Linked DNA regions of Homo sapiens: all the other regions are linked to region 1. A link is an interaction called in ENCODE POLR2A ChIA-PET data of the cell type or tissue named here. Cell type or tissue: MCF 10A. All regions are shown on one strand. Links, peaks and the distances in the headings refer to the core of each region. The heading gives the core; the rest is flanking DNA.

The links. Peaks named below come from ENCODE experiments on the same cell type or tissue, not always from the same donor. Only the 100,000 strongest peaks of a DNase experiment are listed, where the experiment ranks them.
Region 2: POLR2A ChIA-PET joins it to region 1 with 69 read pairs; 19 of 35 experiments call an interaction of 5 or more read pairs at or near these places.
Region 3: POLR2A ChIA-PET joins it to region 1 with 80 read pairs; 14 of 35 experiments call an interaction of 5 or more read pairs at or near these places.

What each region holds. Positions count from the first base shown.
Region 1 is chr1:153,608,199-153,615,101 of GRCh38, reverse strand. It overlaps S100A16 (S100 calcium binding protein A16), which reads left to right and starts at 1,965. Exons shown (of 3, transcript NM_080388.3): 1 at 1,965-2,150. It overlaps S100A14 (S100 calcium binding protein A14), which reads left to right. Exons shown (of 4, transcript NM_020672.3): 4 at 80-847. The coding sequence ends at 217. RefSeq lists enhancers at 5,186-5,899, 5,575-6,774. In MCF 10A, for the core only: no CTCF peak of the experiment used is centred there; DNase peaks (open chromatin) are centred at 1,961, 3,971, 5,711, 6,081 and 2 weaker places.
Region 2 is chr1:153,523,282-153,530,184 of GRCh38, reverse strand. No RefSeq gene overlaps it. Among named protein-coding and RNA genes, the nearest start is that of S100A6, 9.3 kb to the left of the region's middle. In MCF 10A, for the core only: no CTCF peak of the experiment used is centred there; DNase peaks (open chromatin) are centred at 2,964 and 3,854.
Region 3 is chr1:153,668,059-153,674,961 of GRCh38, reverse strand. ILF2 (interleukin enhancer binding factor 2) reads left to right here and starts at 3,969. Exons shown (of 14, transcript NM_004515.4): 1 at 3,969-4,044; 2 at 4,732-4,791; 3 at 5,084-5,126; 4 at 6,405-6,509; 5 at 6,885-6,903. The coding sequence starts at 4,040. TRX-CAT1-1 (tRNA-iMet (anticodon CAT) 1-1) reads right to left here and starts at 3,712; the gene lies at 3,641-3,712. RefSeq lists enhancers at 2,700-2,749, 2,760-2,839, 3,390-3,529 and a silencer at 3,570-3,949. In MCF 10A, for the core only: CTCF peaks have their summits at 2,804 and 3,770 (motif pointing left); a DNase peak (open chromatin) is centred at 3,921.

The DNA of each region.
Region 1 (6,903 bases), core at 1,186-6,185:
TGTCTGCCCGTGGGCAGGGTGGGGTGGGAAGATTGGAAGGTGCTGCATCCCTGAGCCATGGTTTCTTCACTCCCCTCAGAGCAACTGTGGCCTGGAAGAGAAAATTGCCAACCTGGGCAGCTGCAATGACTCTAAACTGGAGTTCAGGAGTTTCTGGGAGCTGATTGGAGAAGCGGCCAAGAGTGTGAAGCTGGAGAGGCCTGTCCGGGGGCACTGAGAACTCCCTCTGGAATTCTTGGGGGGTGTTGGGGAGAGACTGTGGGCCTGGAGATAAAACTTGTCTCCTCTACCACCACCCTGTACCCTAGCCTGCACCTGTCCTCATCTCTGCAAAGTTCAGCTTCCTTCCCCAGGTCTCTGTGCACTCTGTCTTGGATGCTCTGGGGAGCTCATGGGTGGAGGAGTCTCCACCAGAGGGAGGCTCAGGGGACTGGTTGGGCCAGGGATGAATATTTGAGGGATAAAAATTGTGTAAGAGCCAAAGAATTGGTAGTAGGGGGAGAACAGAGAGGAGCTGGGCTATGGGAAATGATTTGAATAATGGAGCTGGGAATATGGCTGGATATCTGGTACTAAAAAAGGGTCTTTAAGAACCTACTTCCTAATCTCTTCCCCAATCCAAACCATAGCTGTCTGTCCAGTGCTCTCTTCCTGCCTCCAGCTCTGCCCCAGGCTCCTCCTAGACTCTGTCCCTGGGCTAGGGCAGGGGAGGAGGGAGAGCAGGGTTGGGGGAGAGGCTGAGGAGAGTGTGACATGTGGGGAGAGGACCAGCTGGGTGCTTGGGCATTGACAGAATGATGGTTGTTTTGTATCATTTGATTAATAAAAAAAAATGAAAAAAGTGAAACATGTTGTCTTGACTGGACACCCCCTCCCTGAGGGTCCACGGGTGAGAGGAGCTTGGGGGTGAAAGGCAAAGTCATTGGTAGGGTGGGGCACGTGGGGCTGGAGTGGTTGGCTGTGGAAGTGAATGGGGACTCACTTTTCCCTATGGGTTTGGGTTGAGGGTGGTACCAGGTCCAAAAGGGCAACATGGTCCTCTCTGAGGGACAGGCTCCTCTTTGCCAATGGGCGGGCCCTCTTATAGGAGAGGAGGGTATGTGTGCACACTTGGGGAAAAGGATATTAGTCCAGGTGTTCTGAGCCCTGGCTGGCACAACCAGGGAAATGGGGTGGGTGGGGGTGGGGGGCGGTTAGAAACAGGCTGACTGGCCTGAGTTTGAATCTCAGATCTGCCACTTATCATTGGAATTTTGGGCATGCTCTTAGTATCAGTTTCCTCATCTGTAAAATGGGGGATATGAATATTACTTCCACAGGATTGCCAGGAGGACAATGCCACACATCATGTAAAGCACTTACAGAGAGCCTGACACATGGTGAGTGCCCAGTGACCCAATATCATTCCCGCTGGAGTGGGCAAGTGGGCCCCTCTTTGGTTTCAGCTGCTGCCCTAGTGTAGGGAGGTCGAGCTGGCCAGTTTCCTTGGGTATCTTAGGGAAACGGTGGGGTGTGGGGAGTTTCCAGAGGAGTCTTCTGGTGTACATGAGGGATCTTAGGGCTGGGTCTCAGTAGAGCTGATGGGTCAGACTAGAGACAGAAGACCAGGGAGCCAGACAGGTCCCTGGCATCTGCCTTCTGATTTGAGCACAGAAGTCGGGCGTTACTCCTGAAACCCCAGTGGCAAGGAGGTTTCTGTGGCCAGTTAGGCTGGCCTGGAATGTTAACTGAACTTGTCTGTTGGGAGCCCCTGAAACTGGGATCCCAGTGACCCAGGTGAGAAAGGCAGGTGATAGTCCTTCCCTTCCTTTCTCTACCCTGTCAGGTTCTGCTCAGCCCCTGCGGGGCTGGGAGGGTGGGGTTGGGGGAGTGCCAGTTTTCACCACTCCCTCTGGGATGGGGGTAGAGGGGTGTGAAAAAAGGTGTGTATCCCTTTAACAAGGGCCCAACCCCAGGGCCAAGTCAAGAAGGAGCTCAGCCACTATCTCCCCACCGAGCCAGCTCAGCGGGCAGGGCTGGGAGGGAGTGGGACAGATTCTGGGAGTGCAGCGGGGAGGAGTCCCGGCTGGGCTGAGCGCAGGGAGCTGCTTGGCAGTGCCAGAGCCCAGGCCCCAGAGCCCTGCTGGAGAGGAGGCAGACTGAGGCAGCAGGTGAGCACCCTGGGCCCGGCCTGGGAGGTCTTCGGCTGCCGGAGGGCCCCACAGTATTGGGAGGCCAGGAGAAGGGGCAGTGAAGGGGGCCTGGGGAGAGGGGCCTGCCAGAGAGCAGGCAGGAAGATTTTGGTAATTATTAACTTTCTCCCACAGGCCAGTTTAGGAATGGGGAGTCCTGGGGGGTTGGGGGCTGGGTGAGGCCTTTAGAGGGATGGATGGGATGGTGAGACCCCCTCCCTGCCGCAGCAGCTGACGGAGCTCCTCTCCAGGGGCAGAGTATTTGGAAGCTTTGACCACAGCTACTCGATCCTCCCCAAAAGGAGAGGACAAATGCGTGTTGGTCTGGGTTGGGGGTGGTCAGAGCTTGGACACAGGCCTTGCTGGGCTCTGGGAGCTGTGTCCTAGGGGAGGTGATGGGGTCCAGAAGGAACCAGGCAGTTTCCAGGGAGCCTGAGATTCCGAGAAGAGGAGGCGGGGGCTGAGGTGGCGTCCCCTCTACCTCACGACCCAAGCAGACCCCACTGTGTTCCAGGAGCTGTTCCTTGAGAGGGATGATGAGATCTGGGAGGAACCCGAGTGAGGCTGTGGGGAGCCTGCAAGCTCCCTGGGAGAGGGAAAGATAGAGAGAGGGGGGCTGAACCTCGGCAGCTCCTCCACCTCAGGACCCAGGCAGGCCCCGGCTTGAGCTGCTTTTCTTGGCAGAGCCACCTGCACTATGGGAGCCTTCCCCTGCCCAGCCCAGTGGGGATGGTGGTGAGGGCAGGGGTGCTGGGGAGCTGGCTCTGCCTTTCCCCACATTCTAGTAAGTGTTGTTGAGGCTGGGGTAGCTGTGTGTGTGTTGGGGGAGGCGGGGGCAAGATCCACACTGAACTCCTCCAACTTCACTTGCCTGGAAAAATTTCAGAGGCTGGCTTCTTGCTCCAAGAACTGAAGTGAGTGGAAGGGTGATGGGTCACCCAAGCAGAGGGGATCAGGAATGGCCGAGGTCCTTGCTCGGTGTGTGTGTGTGTGTGTGTGTGTGTGTGTGTGTGAGAGAGAGACAAAGAGAGTTAGACGCAGAATCCTGTGAGGATGGTAAGGGGTGAGGCAGGGCCAAGCAGGCCCCACTATGCTCCGGGAGCTGTTCCTGGAGAGGGCCTTGTGGAATTGGAGAAAGAACACAGGAAGGAGCAGAGAATGGAACAGCTGAGGCTGGAGAAATTTCATTTGAAACAGCCTTGCTGATAGAGGTGGCATTGTCAGCCCAGTTCGGATGGCACCTTCCCTATATATTGAAGTTAGAGAGGACAAATGAGTAAATGAAAAAGGGAATGAATGAATGAATGTGCAAGAGAGTGAATGCATTATTGAATGAGCAAGTGAATGAATGAGAGTGAATGAATGAGCCAATAAATGAATGAGTAAGCAAACTCATGGTGCCTAAGTGAGCAAATGAATTCCAGGTAGATGGAAGGGACACAGAGAATCCATACTTAGGCTTGACAGTGGGCTAGGCTCTGGAGAGAACAGTGACCAGGAGGGACAGGAGTCTAGGGACACATCCCAACACTTGGAAAAAACTTAAGACTCCAGAGGTGTCTGTGGGGTGAGAAGAGAAGGTGGACTTAGGACGGTGTGGTGGATGTTTGGAGCTCCAGACGGAAGGAGCCTGGGGATGCTAGGGGTGGTTAGGAGGCATTTGGAGGGCGTGGAGCCCAGAACCTGGGGGTGGGAGGGTGGGGCTGGAGTGGCTGGGATCCAGGGGCATGGAGTCAGGGCAATTTGGGCTTTTGGAGAAGTCAGCAAGCTGGGCTGAGGTGGGTGGGGTGGGGGTGGGAGACTGCTTGTTGCTCAATGATGAATCAGCCAAGGGGAAGACAATGAGAACATTGGGGTAGGGCTGGAGGCCTGAGGTGAGAGGGCCCATTGGAGGACACGTGGTCCTCCCATTCCCACATTTCTGGAAGGCTCCTGTGTACACTGTCCACTCAGGCCAGGATCTACCTGTGGCAGGGCCAATGCAGGAACGACCTCCTGCTTGACCTTTCTAGGAAGCGGCTGATGGGATAGAACATCTGCCCGACCCCTGAACCAGGAGACCCGGGGCCTGGCTGGTGGGGGAATGGGGCAGGCGGGAGGAGCAGGTGGCTTGTGGGGTGGGTGGGGTGGCAGATCCTGTCTCCTGGCCTCCAGGGGAGGGAGGCAGAGGAGGATAACGATCCCTGCCTGCCTGCTACCCTATCCTTCCTTCAGAAAAAGCTCCAGAAAAGCACTTGTCAGATGGTTATCTCCAGCACTGTCCATTTTACCGAAGGTGGGGAGCGGGTGGATTCCTGGGAGGAGGGGCTGGGAGCTGAAGCCCTGAGGCACTGGAGCTCCCGCTCTGGGTCTCCCAGTACTCCTGGGAGCAGGTGGCAGAGTCATCTCTGGGGCTCATCTGTGTCTTGGCCACTTGGCTGCTGCCAGAGGCCAAGCAGGGGTTGAGTCATGGTATTGAGGAAGGCCAGGAGGAGACAGCTCAGAGAAATGACTCCAAGGAGGCAGGTGGTGGGAGAGGTGGGCTAGCTTGTGGGGAGAGTGGCAGAGGGAGGTGCACCACCCATTTCCTTCCCTCTTCCTCTCCCTGACCGTTTCCCACAAGATCCCTCATTTAGGGAACAAGGATTGGGATGGTTAAGTGTGGGGAGTTTCTCTGAATTATCTTCCCACTTCCAAGTCTTGGTTGGGAGTGGACTTGGCACAGTCCTTCCAGAAATGGGCACGGTTTTCAGAATCACCTGGAACACTGGTCATGAACCTGAGCCACCTCCAACCCAAGGGCAGCACAGCAGACAGACCACAGGTTGAACAATGGTCTTCCTCTTCAACTGTAAATGTTAAAGTGTTTGTATGAAAGTCTTGCAGCGGTATAGACAGGGAACCACGCAGTTACACACTTAAATAAAAGAATATGGAAAAGCGTGTGGCTTCCTGCCATCCTGGTACTCTGCTCCATCCTCCCAGCCAAGGACCAGAGGGTTTGGGCAGGCGGAGGAGGGAAGACAAGGGCAGGATTTCCCTTCAGAGAAGCCGCAGCCTGACTCTTCCTCTCAACTCTCCTTCCTTCTTGCTTCCTGGCCTGTTCCCTCCTGGTCCCACCCTTCCTTCAGAAGAGGCTTCATGAAAGAAAAAGCTTAAAAGGTGGTCAAGGACGTGCAATACCCGTTATCAGGGCTGGAAGGAGGTGGAATATTTATAGAACGTGTACCTTGAGCAAGGCACTGGACCAGGCAATGTGGGCTGGAGAGATGCAGAGATTAAAAGCAGGGGGTGGTGTATATCCAGGATTGAAAAAACTGTCCTAAAGTCTGAGTCCCGCCGCTTGGTTCAGAAAATACATTGGCCATGTGTAAGAAAAACTATGCTTGTCTCAAGGAACAAGACAGGACCCAGAAAGACACCGTGGCCTCACCAGTTAGTGGGCCCCAGCCAGTGCTAGCTGAGTGGTGATGACAGACACGTCTGTGGGAGTCAGGGAGGATGGCACCCAGTGCAGGGGTCAAGGCAGGCTTCCTTCGGAGGCGTGGCTTGGGCGGGGCGAGAGTGATTGGCAGGCTGGCTGGAGAGGGCAGGGCAGCCGGCATGGGAGTAGGAATGGCCACAAGTGGCCAACGGAAAGCAGGTGGCAGGACAGGAGGCTGTGGTGGGGCCTGACCGAGCAGCCTTTCCTTCCAAATCTGACTGTGGCTTGCTCAGGCCCCTATGGTGGCTGTGACCCTGTTTTGTCCATCTCCTTTCACCAGGACCCGCCGGGTGAGGGTGACTGGAGCACATTCCTGGGCTTGGGGGTGGGAAGGGAGTCTGATTTGCCTGGGGTTGATGTGGGGGGGTTTTGGGCATGGGCCGTGACTCACAGAGTAGATCCAGATCCGCCTGCTCCCCTCATATCCTGTTATTCAGAAGGCTGTATCCGCTTAGAAAGTGTCTTTTGTCCTGGGGTGAGAGGGTGACGCATGTGCCCTCTGGCAGTCTGCTGCTGTGTCCAGAGTCCGACTCCAGCTGGGCTGTAACTGGGCTTGGCCCCCGCCTTAGGTAACGATGTGTGGGTGGGGGTGTTCTTGGGTCCTGCTGTGTATTTAGGGATGGGAATAAGGGAGGAGAGGCTAGCAGGGTGTGGCGGGGTGTGTTGGGAGAGCTGCACAAAATCTGATCCAATTGATCTGGACCTTGTCCTTTCCCATAAGGGGCAGCCAGGTTCTGAGACCCGGGACTCACTGTCCTGGAGCCCGGCAAGGGATTGGGGAAGGCCTACATCTTCCTTTCTGCTTTGTTGCCTGGGGCTGGGGTCTCAGCCAGTCCTGGGAGTGGGAGGCAGTAGCCTCTGCCCCTAACCTCCATGGCTCATCCCAGCTGTCCCAGCCATGCTTGGCCCCGGGAGAGGTGGGCCAGCTGTGGAGCAGGGTGGGAGAACAGGTGGACTCTTCTCTTCCCATGAGAGCCTCTTGCCCCGTAGGGCTCTGACACTAGGGATCTTGCTCCCTAGGGCTGGAACCTGGTGCCTGGGGCTGGGGCAGGGCCTGGAGAACCTGTTGAGGCGGTTGAGCTGGGGAGCACCTGGATTAGAGGAGCCGCATAGTTCTCATTCCAGGGCTCACTCTCCCCCACCCACTCTGTTCCCCTTTTCCTGCCACCTTCTTCTCCAGGGACCAGAAACAAGGCAGGAGGAGGGACCCAGGGCCTAGGGTGGGTGTGGAGGAGGAGGAGGTATGGCCTGTGGGTGTCTCTTCTCATC
Region 2 (6,903 bases), core at 670-5,669, 84 kb after region 1:
CAAGTGTATACTTAATTGTACAATTTATTGACATTGTTGCAAATGCCATATTTTTGTTTATGAAAAAGCCAACCTCTGTAACATATATGTATATATTTTTTGTATTTTATTTTTAATTATTATTATTTTTAAAAAGAGATGAGGTCTCACTGTGTTGTCCAGGCTAGTCTTGAACTCTTGGGCTCAAGCAATCCTTCCACCTCAGCCTCCCAAAGTGCTGGGATTACAGGCATGAGCCACCATGCCTGGCTTATAAAATATTTAAAGAGATTTATTCTGAGCCACATGTGAAGACCATGACCCATGACACAGCCTCAGGAGGTCCTGAGACCATGTGACCAAGGTGGTTGGGTTATAGCTTGATTTTATACATTCTAGGGTGACAGAAGTTACAGGCAAACATCAACACATTAAGGTATACATTGATTTGGTCTGGAAAGATGGGACATCTCAAAGTGAAGACTTACACGTCATAGGTGAATTAAAATAATTTCTGATTGGCAATTGATTGAAAGAGTTAAATTATTACCTGAAGACCCAGAATCAATAGAAAGGAGGGTCTGGGTTAAGATAAAGGATTGTGGAGACTAAAGTTCTTATTATGTAGATGAAGTCTCATAGGCGGCCACCCTTAGAGGCAATAGATGGCAAATATTTCCTATTCAGATGTTTAAAAGGTGCTAGACTCTCAGCTAATCTCTTCTATTTTTTTCATGTGCAACATGATTTTTTATTGATGCATAATAGCGGTACATATTTATGGGGTACGTGTGATATTTTGATACAAGCATACCATATGTAATGATCAAATCAGGGTAATTGGGTATCCATCACCTCAAACATTTACCATTTCTTTGTGTTGGGAACATTCCATATCTTTTTTTCTAGCTGTTCTGAAATTTGCTATACGTTCTTTTAACTAAAGGTCCCTTGCTGTGTTATGGAACACTGGAATTTGTTCCTTCTGTTTAACTGTATTTTTGTACCTATTAACCAACTTCTCTTTATCCTCCCCCGTCCTCTACCCTTCCCAGCCTGTGGGAATCACCATCCTACTCTCTGCCTTTATGAGATTTACTTTTTTATCTCCCATATATGAGTGAGAACATTTGATGTTTGTATTTCTGTATCGTGCTGCAAGTGAAAGGATTTCATTCTTTTTTTGTGAATGACTAGTATCCCATTGTGTATATATACTGCATTTCCTTTATTCATTCATCCATTAATGGACACTTAGGCTGATTCCATATCTCGACTATTATAAATAGTGCTGTAATAAACATGAGGATGTAAATATCCCTTTGATATACTGATTTTCTTTCCTTTTGATATATTACCAGCAGTGGGATTGCTGAATCGTATGACAGATCTATTTTCACTTTATTGAGAAACCGCCATACTGTTCTCCATTGTGACTGTACTAATTTACATTCCCACCAAGAATAGACTAGTGTTCTCTCTTCTGCACATCCTTGCCAGCATCTGTTATTTTCTGTCTTTTTGATAATAGATATTTTATTGATACCCTATTTTAACTGAGATGAGATATCTCATTATGGTTTTGATTTGCATTTTCCTGATGATTAGTGATGCTGAACATTTTTTCATATACTTCTTGGCCATTTGTATGTCTTTAAAAAAATTTTAAACAATTTTATTGAGGTATATATCTATATCTATATATCTATATATATTTTTTAGATGGATTCTCACTTTGTCACCCAGGCTGGAGTACAGTGGCCTGATCTCAGCTCACCGCAACCTCCAACCTCCTGGGTTCAAGTGATTCTCCTGCCTCAGCCTCCCAAGTAGCTGGGATTACAGGTGCCCGTCACCAAAAATTAGTCGCCTGGCTAATTTTTGTATTTTTAGTAGAGACAGGGTTTCGCCATGTTGGCCAGGCTGGTCTTAAATTCCTGATCTCAAGTGATCTGCCCGCCTTGGCCTCCCAAAATGTTGGGATTACAGGCGTGAGCCTTCTAGCCACTGCACGGAGTGGTGGCAGCACCCTACCACCCTTGTTTATTTCCCATTAGGGAGAGCCTTAGCACCCCAGACCTACACGGTTTGGGACAAATTCATCCCCTTTCACAACTCACCAGTTAAGGTGAGATCTTTTCAGCTGGAGAAGAGAGCCCCTTTAGCTCACGGCCATCAGGGGTTAGGATTCCTTCCCAGGGGCCCTTTGGTTTCCAGGGCAGTCCTGTTTCCACTGGCTGAGCTTGTGGCAGAGGTGCTAAGCCATACAGGGCTTTTTCCCATTTATTTTATCGGGGCACTTTGTCTTTTATCGGCCTGGCCTTCTGCACTGATGGCAATTACTTGGACGAGTGCTTTTAAGGAAACCTGGAGGGAGCTGAGGGCTTGTGAAGCAGCCAACAGTTGAGTCTGCCTCCTGTCTCTGCATTTTTCTTTCTCTTTTTAGTCCTGTTATCCTTATTCTGCTCTCAATGATAAAAGACTGAGGAGGTTAATTTGAGGATTTCCTGCATAGCGGCCATGCTGTATTACACAAGAAAACCCAGATGTTTCTTTTTTGAGAGTTTGGGGGTTGAATTTGCCCCAATACTTTAGGATGCAGCCTAGAGGTGAGTCTGAAGGAACAGACGGGGTTTGTCCCATGGTGGGCCTGGGAACCATGTGCTTGGGGGCGGGACTCTTTTTGGAGCATGAACCACACTTTCTCTCGAGGTGTCCCTCCAAGATGAAAAAGGGTTCCACTGTGTCTGCTGAGGGACTTGGGGGTGCACTTTCTAAAGGGGGGTCCCACCTATTAGAAAAGACCACTTGGCTGCTTCCTTGTACCTGCATTGGCCATCCCGCATAAGGCCAATCCAGGTACAAGGAAAACAGGTGAAGGGAGAGCTCTGCCTGTGCTAGCCCAGCGGAGGGGGCGGGTAGGGGAAGACTCATTGTTCCGAGGCTGTCTGAGATCACCTGATTTAGCAACATCTGGGACAGGATGCCTGGCTGACTCCACAGGAGAATTTAGAGTAAGAAAGAGAGGGTCTGAGTCACCCAAAACGTGTGTGAATTTGCTCTGAATGAGCATCCATGGCCAGTTGCATGCATAGGGATTAGGGACTTCCAACCAGAAAATACAGGAGAGAGCCTTCTTCCCTTCTGGGCAAGGTGGCCAGCCCCATTCACCCTCTGGCCTTCAGGTAACACTGGAAAGTGGCCTGGGCTAGTTGCTGTCAATTGCCAGAGGGATACTAGAAGCCAGCTGCTGGGAGACTGAAAAGATAACATAAACTTAGGCCTCTCACCCAAATGGGTGGTAGCCGTAAGACAGTTCCACATGGACACCGTTTAGTTCCACCTAAGTGTAGCTCCAGCCAGAGACCTATAGTTGTTTTTATGCTTAGATGCTGTCCACCAAGGGTCCCCAGTTGGGAAAGAGAAAGAGAGAGGTGAGAGAGTTCCCCATAAGGAGAGAGAGTTCCCCTACGGGCAACTAAAATGTCACAGGTGAGCAGCAACTCTCTGGGGCTGGTAATGTGTGGACGGTAAAATAATTTACCAAGATAGTTGTAGGTAAAGATAGGCAGATTTATTAGAGAAAGTATGAATATGTTGCAAAAGAGCAACTGGCAGAGTCAGCAAGAGAGGAGCTGACTGCAAGGAAACAAAGGCTTGCTGGGGATTTTATAGGATGGCTCTTTTCTGTGTACGGATGGTTACATCGGCACAGCAGTACCGACAATGCCAAGGTTGCAGTGAGCTAACTTCCAATTTCTATCAGCTGAGGGTCTGGTGATAGTTGTGATAGAGGCAACGGCCAGCCAAATGCCTAGGCAGATAGGGAAGTGTCCTTGGAGAACTTCCAACCCGCCCAGGTCATTGTGCACAGGGGCTTGCCTAAACATGTGCACGGTGAAAAATTCCATCCCTTAACACATGCACAGTAAGGGAAATAAATCAATGTGGAGTGGCTCAGACTAAGGGCCCCCATGCACACCGAAAGGTCGGGGTGGAGCCACCAGGAATTCATACCTTATGCAAGGGAAGGAGCCTGACTCTTCAGTGCATATGTGGGAGCCCTGGTATTCAATTGTGAGGTGGAAACCTGTTTGCAGGACCCCTCTATTTGCTGAGAGGGGACCCCTCTTTTGCTCAATAAATTTCACCCTCCTCATCCTTCAATGCATCCATATGCCTAATGTTTCCTGGTTGTAACACAAGAACCTGGATTTAGCTGAGTTAAGGAGCAAAATCCTCTATCAGTTGGGCACAGGAAGATTGTGAGTTATTTGTACATGAGTGCTATGAGTCCTGGATCATGAAGAAAGGCCCACTTATAGCTGATCTGCTTTCTCTTTTTGCTTTTCCCTGGTCCCACCAGCCTGACTCCTTTTTCCTATTAGGACTCCACACCTCTGACAGCTCCATCCTTCGACCCCTTGTGCACAATGACCTGGGCAGGTTGAAGGAGGTTTGGAACTGCTGCTTGCTGGAAAACAATGGCAGAGGTAGCTGCAGACCAGCTTATTAACCTCCTGCCCAGCAAGGAGGAATAGGATCAGAGACCTGCTTAAAAAAGCAGTCTGGCCATGTTTTTGTAGAGCAGCTGTGGTATGCTGCAGGTCCGCTCCAGCCCCCAGTTGCCTCAGACTCCTCAAAGCCCAAAGGCAAGAGTGGCTAAAGCAGCCAAACAGCACAGATGGTGGCTCATCCCTTCCTCTCTGAGCTCCATCCAGGGAGGTTTGAAACCTTTGCTGGCTGGAAAACACTGCCAGGGGTGACTAGAGGTCCATATGAATAAGCAGTCTGGTGGCCTTTCTGTAGAACTGCTGTGCTGTGCTGGGGGAAAAAAAAATCTCAGAAAACCAAGAATAGGGAGAACTAACTTTCTTTCTTTTCTTTTCTTTCTTTCTTCTTTCTTCCTTCCTTTCTTCCTTTCTCTCTCTCTCTCTTTCTTTCTTTTTCTTTTTTTTAAATAGAGACGAGGTTTTGCCATGTTGCCCAGGCTGATCTCTCTCTCTCTTTCTGTCACCCTCTCTTTTTTTTTTTTTTTTTTTTTAGGACAGTCTTACTCTGTCCCTAGGCTGGAGTGCAGTGGCACGATCTCTGCTCACTGCAGCCTCCACCTCCCAGGTTTGAGCTTCTCCTACTTCAGCCTCCTGAGTAGCTGAGAATACAGGCATGCGCCACCACACCTGGCTAATTTTTGTATTTTTAGTAGAGACCGGGTTTTGCCATGTTGGTCACACTGGTCTAGAACTCCTGACCTCAAGTGATCCTCCTGCCTCAGCCTCCCAAAGTGCTGGAATTACAGGTGTGAGCCACCACGCCTGGCCCGATTCATTTATTTTTAGACTTTTGTCTTTTCTAATATATAACTTTAAGGCTATATACTTCATCTAAGTACTATTTTAGCTACCCAATAAGTTTTATATTGTCTTATAAATGTACATAATATGTAACCAGCTGGAGTTACTAAACTCTCTCTCTCTCTCTATTTTTTTTTCTTTGAGACAGAGTCTCGCTTTGTCACCCAGGCTAGAGTGCAGTGGCATGATCTTGGCTCACTGCAACCTCCTTCTCCTGGGTTCAAGCTATTCTTTGGTCTCAGCCTCCTGAGTAGCTGGGACTACAGGCACGCGCCACTACACACAACTAATTTTTGTATTTTTAGTAGAGATGGGGTTTTGCCATGTTGGTCAGGCTGGTCTCGAACTCCTGACCTCAGGTGATCCACCTGGCTTGGCATCCCAAAGTGCTGGGATTACAGGTGTGAGCCACCACGCCCAGCCTAAACAATATATATATTGGTTAGTTCTACACATGTTATATTAACCAGCTTTTGTTTGGTTATATTTACATGTTATATATTTTTTCATTCTTCTCCTGTTAATCTTTTGTATTCTTTTGCTTTAGATTTGTTTTTATGTAAATAGCACATATGGATTTAAAAAATCTGACCAGTTGATTTCTCTTTTCTAACTGGAACAATTAATTCATTCATATGTATTGATGTTACTGATATATTTGTTCTTATTCCTACCATCTATTTTGTGTTCTTGGTTTTTTTTTTTTTTTTTTTTTGAGACAGGGTCTTGCTCTGTTGCCCAGGCTGGAGTGCAGTGGTGCGATCTCGGCTCACTGCAACCTCCACCTCTCGGGTTCTAGTGATTCTCCCACCTCAGCCTCCCCAGTAGCTGGGATTACAGGCACCTGCCACCACATCCTGCTAATTTTTGTACTTTTAGTAGAGATGGGGTTTCATTATGTTGGCCAGACTGGTCTTGAATTCTTGACCTCAAGTGATCTGCCCGCCTCGGCCTCCCAAAGTGCTGGGATTACAGGTGTGAGCCACCTCACCTGGCTGATTTTTCCACATTTTTAAGGTTTCCTTTTCTTTATTGATTGGTCAAAGTGTAGTTTTTCAAATTTTCATTATGATTTCTTATCTTCCCATGAATATTTCTTAGAAGTATATTTTTAAACTTTCATACATGTACCTTTTTTCTAGTTATCCTTTTGTTACTGATTTTTAATTACATTGTGTTTTGATAGCAGGGGATTTATTGTATAATTTTACAAAATATGTTCAGACTTGTTTTGCTCTAGCATGTAGTCAATTTTCATAAAAGTTGTGTGGGTGCTTCAGAAGAATGTGTGTTCTGTAGTCATGTTTTCTTTTTTTCTTATTGAGGTTCTCTTTTTGTCTGCTTGATCTCTCAATTACTGAAAGAAGCATGTTGAAATATCCCACTAAGACTGTGATTTTATAAATTTATTTTAGTAATTCAGTCATTTTCTTTATATTTTTTGAGGCTATACTAAAAGATACAAACAAGTTCGGAATTGTTATGTCTTCTGCAATATTTGTAGTAATACATAGTGATTATTTTTCTCTAATAATGCTCTGTATATATTATATTATATATATATTTTTTG
Region 3 (6,903 bases), core at 807-5,806, 60 kb before region 1:
CACTGCACTCCAGCCTGGGCAACAGAGCAAGACCCTGTCTCAAAAAAAACAATAAATAAATAAATAAATAAATAATAATAAAAGAACTAATAAGATAGTGAGGCCAGGCACAGTGGCTTACGCCTATAGTCCTAGCACGTTGGGAGGCCAAGGCAGGTGGATCACCTAAGGTCAGGAGTTCGAGACCAGCCTGGCCAACGTGGCAAAACCCCGTCTCTACTAAAAATACAAAAATTAGCCGGGCGTGGTGGCAGGTGCCTGTAATCCCAGCTACTTGGGAGGCGGAGGCAGAATTGCTTGAACACAGGAGGCGGAGGTTGCAATGAGCTGAGATCGTACCATTTCACTCCATTTCGAGCAAAACTTCATCTCAAAAAATAATAATAATTAAAAAAATAAGATAGTGAGAAATTATTGGTGTGACAGCATGAAAGTACAGGAAAGTAGAGAAGTAAGCCCAGCAGTAGGGCTGATTTTACCCTGGGGTCATTTGCTGATTTGGAATTAGTGGCAGAAAATAGGTTGTGTGGGGCCGGTGAAGTCCAGGCCGGGTGTGGTGGCTCACACCTGTAATCCCAGCACTTTAGGAGGCCAAGGCGGGAGGATGGCTTGAGCTTAGGAGTTTCAGACCAGCCTGGGCAACAGAGCGAGACCCCATTTCAATTTTTTTAAATTAAAAAAAAGAAAAAGGGCCAGGCACGGTCGCTCATGCCTGTAACCCCAGCACTTTGGGAGGCTGAGATGGATGGATCATGAGATCAGGAGTTCAAGTCCAGCCTGCACAAGATGGTGAGACCCCCCATCTCTACTAAAAATACAAACATTAGCCAGGCGTGGTGGTGCATGCCTGTAAGCCCAGCTACTCGGGAGGCTGAGGCAGGAGAATCACTTGAACCCAGGAGGCAGAGGTTGTAGTGAGCCGAGATTGCGCCACTGCACTCCAGCCTGGGCAATAGGGGGAAACTCACTCTCAAAAAAAAAAAAAAAAAAAGGAGTCCAAATGTCCCCAAAGGTGATAACCTTGGTAAACCACCTTCGTGTTTTGGGCTAGGATCTCAAAAGGCTGCACTCCTAGGGGCAACCTGGGAGTAGAATAAATAGAAAATCTAAGGTCCTGCTTGGTGCCTCACATCTGTAATCCCAGAACTTTGGGAGGCTGAGGTGAGGATCACTAGAGCCCAGGAGTTGGAGACCAGCTTAGGCAACATAGTGAGACCTTATCTCTACCAAAAATTAAAAAATTAGTTGGGTGTGGTGACATATGCCTATAGTCCGAGCTACTCTGGAGGTTGACACAGGAGGATCGCTTGAGCCCAAGAGGTTGAGGCTTCAGTGAGCTGTGTTTATGCCACTGAACTCCAGCCTGGGCAACAGGAGTGAGACCCTGTCTCAAAAATAATAATAATACAGACCCAAAATATTAAAAGACCAAAATTAAGAACCAAATGATAGATTTAATACTATGTTAGACTAAACTGAGGAGCAAGTAATAAATTGGAAGAAAGGACAGCAGAAACTACCTAAAATGAAGAATGGATAAAAAGGAATGAAAAGCATAAAAAGAGAGGGTAAAAGGCCTTTGCAGTGGCTCATGCCTGTAATCCCAGCACTTTGGGAGGCCGAGGTGGGTGGATCACCTGAGGTTGGGAGTTCGAAACTAGCTTGAGCAACATGGAGAAACCCTGTCTCTACTAAAAATACAAAATTATCCAGGCATGGTGGTGCATGCCTGTAATCCCAGCTACTCGGGAGGCTGAGGCAGGAGAATCACTTGGACCTGGGAGGCAGAGTTTGTGAGCCAAGATCACGCATTGCACTCCAGCCTGGGCAACAAGAGCGAAACTCTGTCTCAAAAAAAACAAAAACAAAAACAAAAACAAAAACAAAAACAAAAACAAAACAAAGACTAGCCTTGACAACATATAAAGTACCCCATCTCTACAAAAATAAATAAATAAGTAAGCCCGGGGCCAAAGGAGGTGGCTCACACCTGTAATCCCAGCACTTTAGGAGACAGAGGCAGGAGGATCACCTGAGGTCAGGAGTTTGAGACCAGTCTGGCCAACATGGTGAAACCCCATGTCTACTAAAAATACAAAAATTAGCTGGGCAGGGCCGGGCATGGTGGCTCACGTCTGTAATCCCAGCACTTTGGGAGGCCGAGGCGGGCAGATCACTAGATCAAGAGATGGTGACCATCCTCGCTAACACCGCGAAACCCCGTCTCTACTAAAAATACAAAAAAAAAAAAATTAGCTGGGCGTGGTGGCGGGCGCCTGTAGTCCCAGCTACTCGGGAGGCTGAGGCAGGAGAATCGCTTGAACCGGGGAGGCGGAGGTTGCAGTGAGCTGAAATAGCGCCACTGCACTGCAGCCTGGGAGACTCCATCTCAAAAAAAAAAATAAAATTAGCTCGGAGTGGTGTGGCCTGTGCCTTTGAGTAGTCCCAACTACTAGGGAGGCCGAAATGGGAGAGTCTCTTGAGGCCAGGAGGTTGAGGCTGCAGTGAGCTATGATGGTGCACCACTGCACTCCAGCCTGGGCAACAGAGTGAGACCCTGTGTCTAAATAAAATGAAATAATAGAAGAGAGGGTAAGAGACAAAGAGATTACTGGGGGAAAAGTCTAACCCGTCTTTATTTGGAGTTCAGGAACGAGGGAAATAATAGGTAAAACTAATACTTGAAGAGATAATAGCTGATAAATTTAATAAATGGACGACAAACCTGAAGCCATTGATTCAAGAAGCTCAACAAACCTCAAGTAAGATTTTTTTTTTTTTAAACGGAGTCTCCCTCTATCGCCCAGGCTGGGGTGCAGTGGCGCCATCTCAGCTCACTGCAACCTCCGCCTCCCGGATTCAAGAGATTCTCCTGCCTCAGCCTCCTGAGTAACTGGAATTACAGGCGCCCGCCAGCACGCCGGCTAATTTTTGTATTTTTAGTAGAGACGGAGTTTCACCATGTTGGCCAGGCTGATCTCGAACTCCTGACCTCGGGTGATCCACCCGTCTCGGCCTCCCACAGTGCTGGGTGGCCACAAGCCACCGCACTCGGTCCGCTTTTTGTTTGCTTGTTTTTTAAAAATTAATAATATTTATTTTAATCTGGATGGTGGTTACGTGGCCAGAATACGTTTAGACTTAAGATGTTTACGTTCTGCTGTAGTAAATTAAATATCGAAAAAGTACTTATGGAAGGGAGGTAGGTGAGGGATAAAAGTCTACAAGTTGGGTTCAGTGTATACTGCTCGGGTGATGAGTGCACCAAAATCTCACAAATCACCACTAAAGAATTTATGTAACCAAGCTGGGCGCTGTGGCTCACGCCGGTAATCCCAGCACTTTCGGAAGCTGAGGCGGGTGGATCACCTGTTTCCATGGACATGGAAAACCATGTTTTCCACACTAATTCAATCAATATACTCCTCTCCTATCTAAAACCTGTTTCTCCTGCTTCGAGTTTGTAGACGTGCAGTGTTCATAGTTGCCTAAACTCCCTTTTCCCCATCAACTTCAACTGCTAGTGGCAAAAATAGCTGATATTGGTTGCATTTTTGAGGTAGGAAAATTGGCAAGATATTTTCCTTCACTAAAGAAACGTAGATTACGTATGCCGTACAGGGCAATGAAAAAACTCCGATAGCAGAGGATGGTTTCGATCCATCGACCTCTGGGTTATGGGCCCAGCACGCTTCCGCTGCGCCACTCTGCTATCTAGAACTAAAATTTCTCATGATTGTTATAGAACACTACGTAGTCGTTGTCCTGACTTCTTTAGTGCCACCTAATGTCTGATCAAAAATTCGTCATTACTATAGAACCAGTTCTTATTGGCTAGTTCCTGACACAGTAGGCGTTTTTTATTGGTTCATAAGCCCGGTTTGACAAAGTAAGCCAATAGGCATAAGCGATGGGGTAAGGCGGGAGCCAATCGCACCGGGTTTTATTGGGACACGCCGGCAAGACGCCTCTTCAGTTGTCTGCTACTCAGAGGAAGGGGCGGTTGGTGCGGCCTCCATTGTTCGTGTTTTAAGGCGCCATGAGGTAAGTGGGTCGAAGCGGTCGAAAGGTTTCAGGTATTCGACGGAAAACTTTGTGAACGTGGGCCGAAAGAAGTCGGAGTATCAGAAAGGGCCATGTATCCGGGGGCTGGCCAAAAACCTGAGAACTCCTGGTCTAGGATAGTGGGAGAGATGGAGGCCGGTAGAGGCGGGGAAACTTGGGCCCGGGATGGGGTTCGGGCCCAGGAGTGGGGAGGGGGGTTCGACACCTTTGTCTCTGAAGGGTTGCGATGAGGGGGTGTCCTCAAGCCCCTGGAGGAGCTCCCCACCTTTCCCCCGCCCCCGTCATCCGGGCTGAGAATGCTGGAGCGAGCCGCATTCATCCTCAGTGCGAAGGCCTTGACATTAGGACACGCCCGATAAATGTGTACCTTAGTGAAGAAATGAGCAATCTTTAGCCTCCGAAGTATTAGGATTCGTGTGGCCCAGGATTATGGGTTATTAAGTGTAGGGCTCACTGAGCCCCATCATTACTTGATGGGGGTTGGATTAACTTAGAGGAGGTTATGGGGGTGTAACTGGGCACCATTTGGAATGGGGACAAGTGTAAGTGTGAGTGGGGTCTCTTGCCTACCGTTGGGAGGTTCCGAGGGATGAAAGTAGCCAACCTAAGATGATATGGCCGGTGGGTATTCCTTCAATGAGGTCAAAATAAAATCTGCATTTCTAGGGGTGACAGAGGCCGTGGTCGTGGTGGGCGCTTTGGTTCCAGAGGAGGCCCAGGAGGAGGGTGAGTACCAGCTTTTAGCATCTCTGCACTTGGTTGTTAGTTTCTGCTTGTCATCTAAATAGGAGTTTTAGAGTAGACTAATGTCACTTGGTTTTGCGAGAGCCAACTGTGGTCTTTTCCTGCACTCCTGTTAAATGAATTTGGCCCCACTATGCTAAGAATGATTCTTTCCCTCCCCGGAGACTTTGTCACTCATTCTGAGGACTGACATGTTTTCAAAATTGTTGGCGTGTTATTTACATCTCGCTTGATTCCTACCTAGGGAATAATTTGGCTGTTTTTCATGTTTTAGGTTCAGGCCCTTTGTACCACATATCCCATTTGACTTCTATTTGGTGAGTACCTTGGGTTAATGATACACATTTTCTGGTCACTGTTGAAATGGAGCCCAGTATCTCCCAGTTAATGAAGTTAGATGGTGGTTGAAGAGGGCAGACACAGTGCCTCACGCCTGTAATCTCAGCACTTTGGGAGGCCGAGGCAGATGGATTACCTGAAGGTCAGGAGTTTGAGACTAGCCTGGCCAATATGGTGAAACCCCGTCTCTACTAAAAATAAAAAAGTTGGCTGGGCATGTGTCTAATCCCAGCTACTTGGGAGGCTGAAGCAGGAGAATTGCTTGAACCCGGGACGCGGAGGTTGCAGTGAACCAAGATGGCACCACTACAAAAAAAAAAAGATGGTTGAAATAGGGAGGGAAAGTGATTTGTGAAAAGATTTGGGGTTTTGAGTCAACTGTGTGTTGCTTTACATACAGAAACAGTGTAAGCATGGTGGGGAGAATAATTCCTTGGCTACTGTTGGCATTAAACATGATTATAATCTTTGTTCTGAACAAGTAATTGTATTTATGGTATATCTGTTACTATAAAGATAGTGATAGCTTAAATTATGGCTATTCCAGCTTTTATCCTTGTTTGAACTTTTTATTTTTTTTGAGACAGTCTCACTCTGTCACCCAGGCTGGAGTGCAGTGGTGCAATCTTGGCTCACTGCACTGAACCTGGGAGGCAGAGGAATCAGGACCTCTGCCTCCAGGGTTCAAACGATTCTCCTGCCTCAGCCTCCTGAGTAGTTGGGATTACAGGCACCTGCCACCATGCCCAGCTAATTTTTGTATGTCTGTTTAGTAGAGACGGGGTTTCACCATGTTGCCCAGGCTGATCTTGAACTCCTGACCTCAAGTGATCTGCCCACCTCAGCCTCCCACGGTGCTGGGATTACAGGTGTGCGTGACCCACTGTGCCTGGCCTTTGAATAAATTTTTTTTTTTGAGGCAGGGTCTCACTCTGTTGCCCAGGCTGGAGTTGCAATGGCGCGATCTTGGCTCACTGCAACCTCGCTTCCTGTGTTCAAGGGATTCTCTCACCTCAGCCTCCCAAGTAGCTGGGATTACAGGTGTGAGCCACCACGCCCAGCTATCACCTCAGCCTCCCAAGTAGCTGGGATTACAGGTGTGAGCCACCACGCCCAGCTAATTGAACAAATTAAGCAGTAAAAACAAGTGTAGAATTTTCTGTTTTTAACCTTTTTCTGTCGTAGTAATAGAAAAAACAATCTCTCCTGTATATTATCTTCGGCAAATAGAATGTAGTTGTTTACTTCTGGTTTAGTGTGAAATGGCCTTTCCCCGGGTCAAGCCAGCACCTGATGAAACTTCCTTCAGTGAGGCCTTGCTGAAGAGGAATCAGGACCTGGCTCCCAATTCTGCTGAACAGGTATGTTCTTTTGGCTGTCTTCCAGAAATGTCTCTAAAGCAGTTAAAAGTATTGGTAAAGAGTAACTGTTGGTAAGGTTAAGAATGGTGTTAACAGAGCCTGAAATCCACAAAGGGTTTAATTGTTCTCCTTATTTCTCATTGTGGGTGGAGATAGCCAGGTGGATATATAAACAAATTACATATGCATTCTTATTTTTACTGGGGACAAAGAGTTGTTCTCTTCCCATATATTCAAGGCCAGAATGAAGTGTTTTTAAAGCCCTATGTCAGTATTGAGTCAGCTTGTATGGAAGGGATTAGGAGAAAATATTCAAATTCTGAGAAATTGCTTATAATTTTTCATTTTCAAGTATTGTTTCATACTGTTTTTCAGGCATCTATCCTTTCTCTGG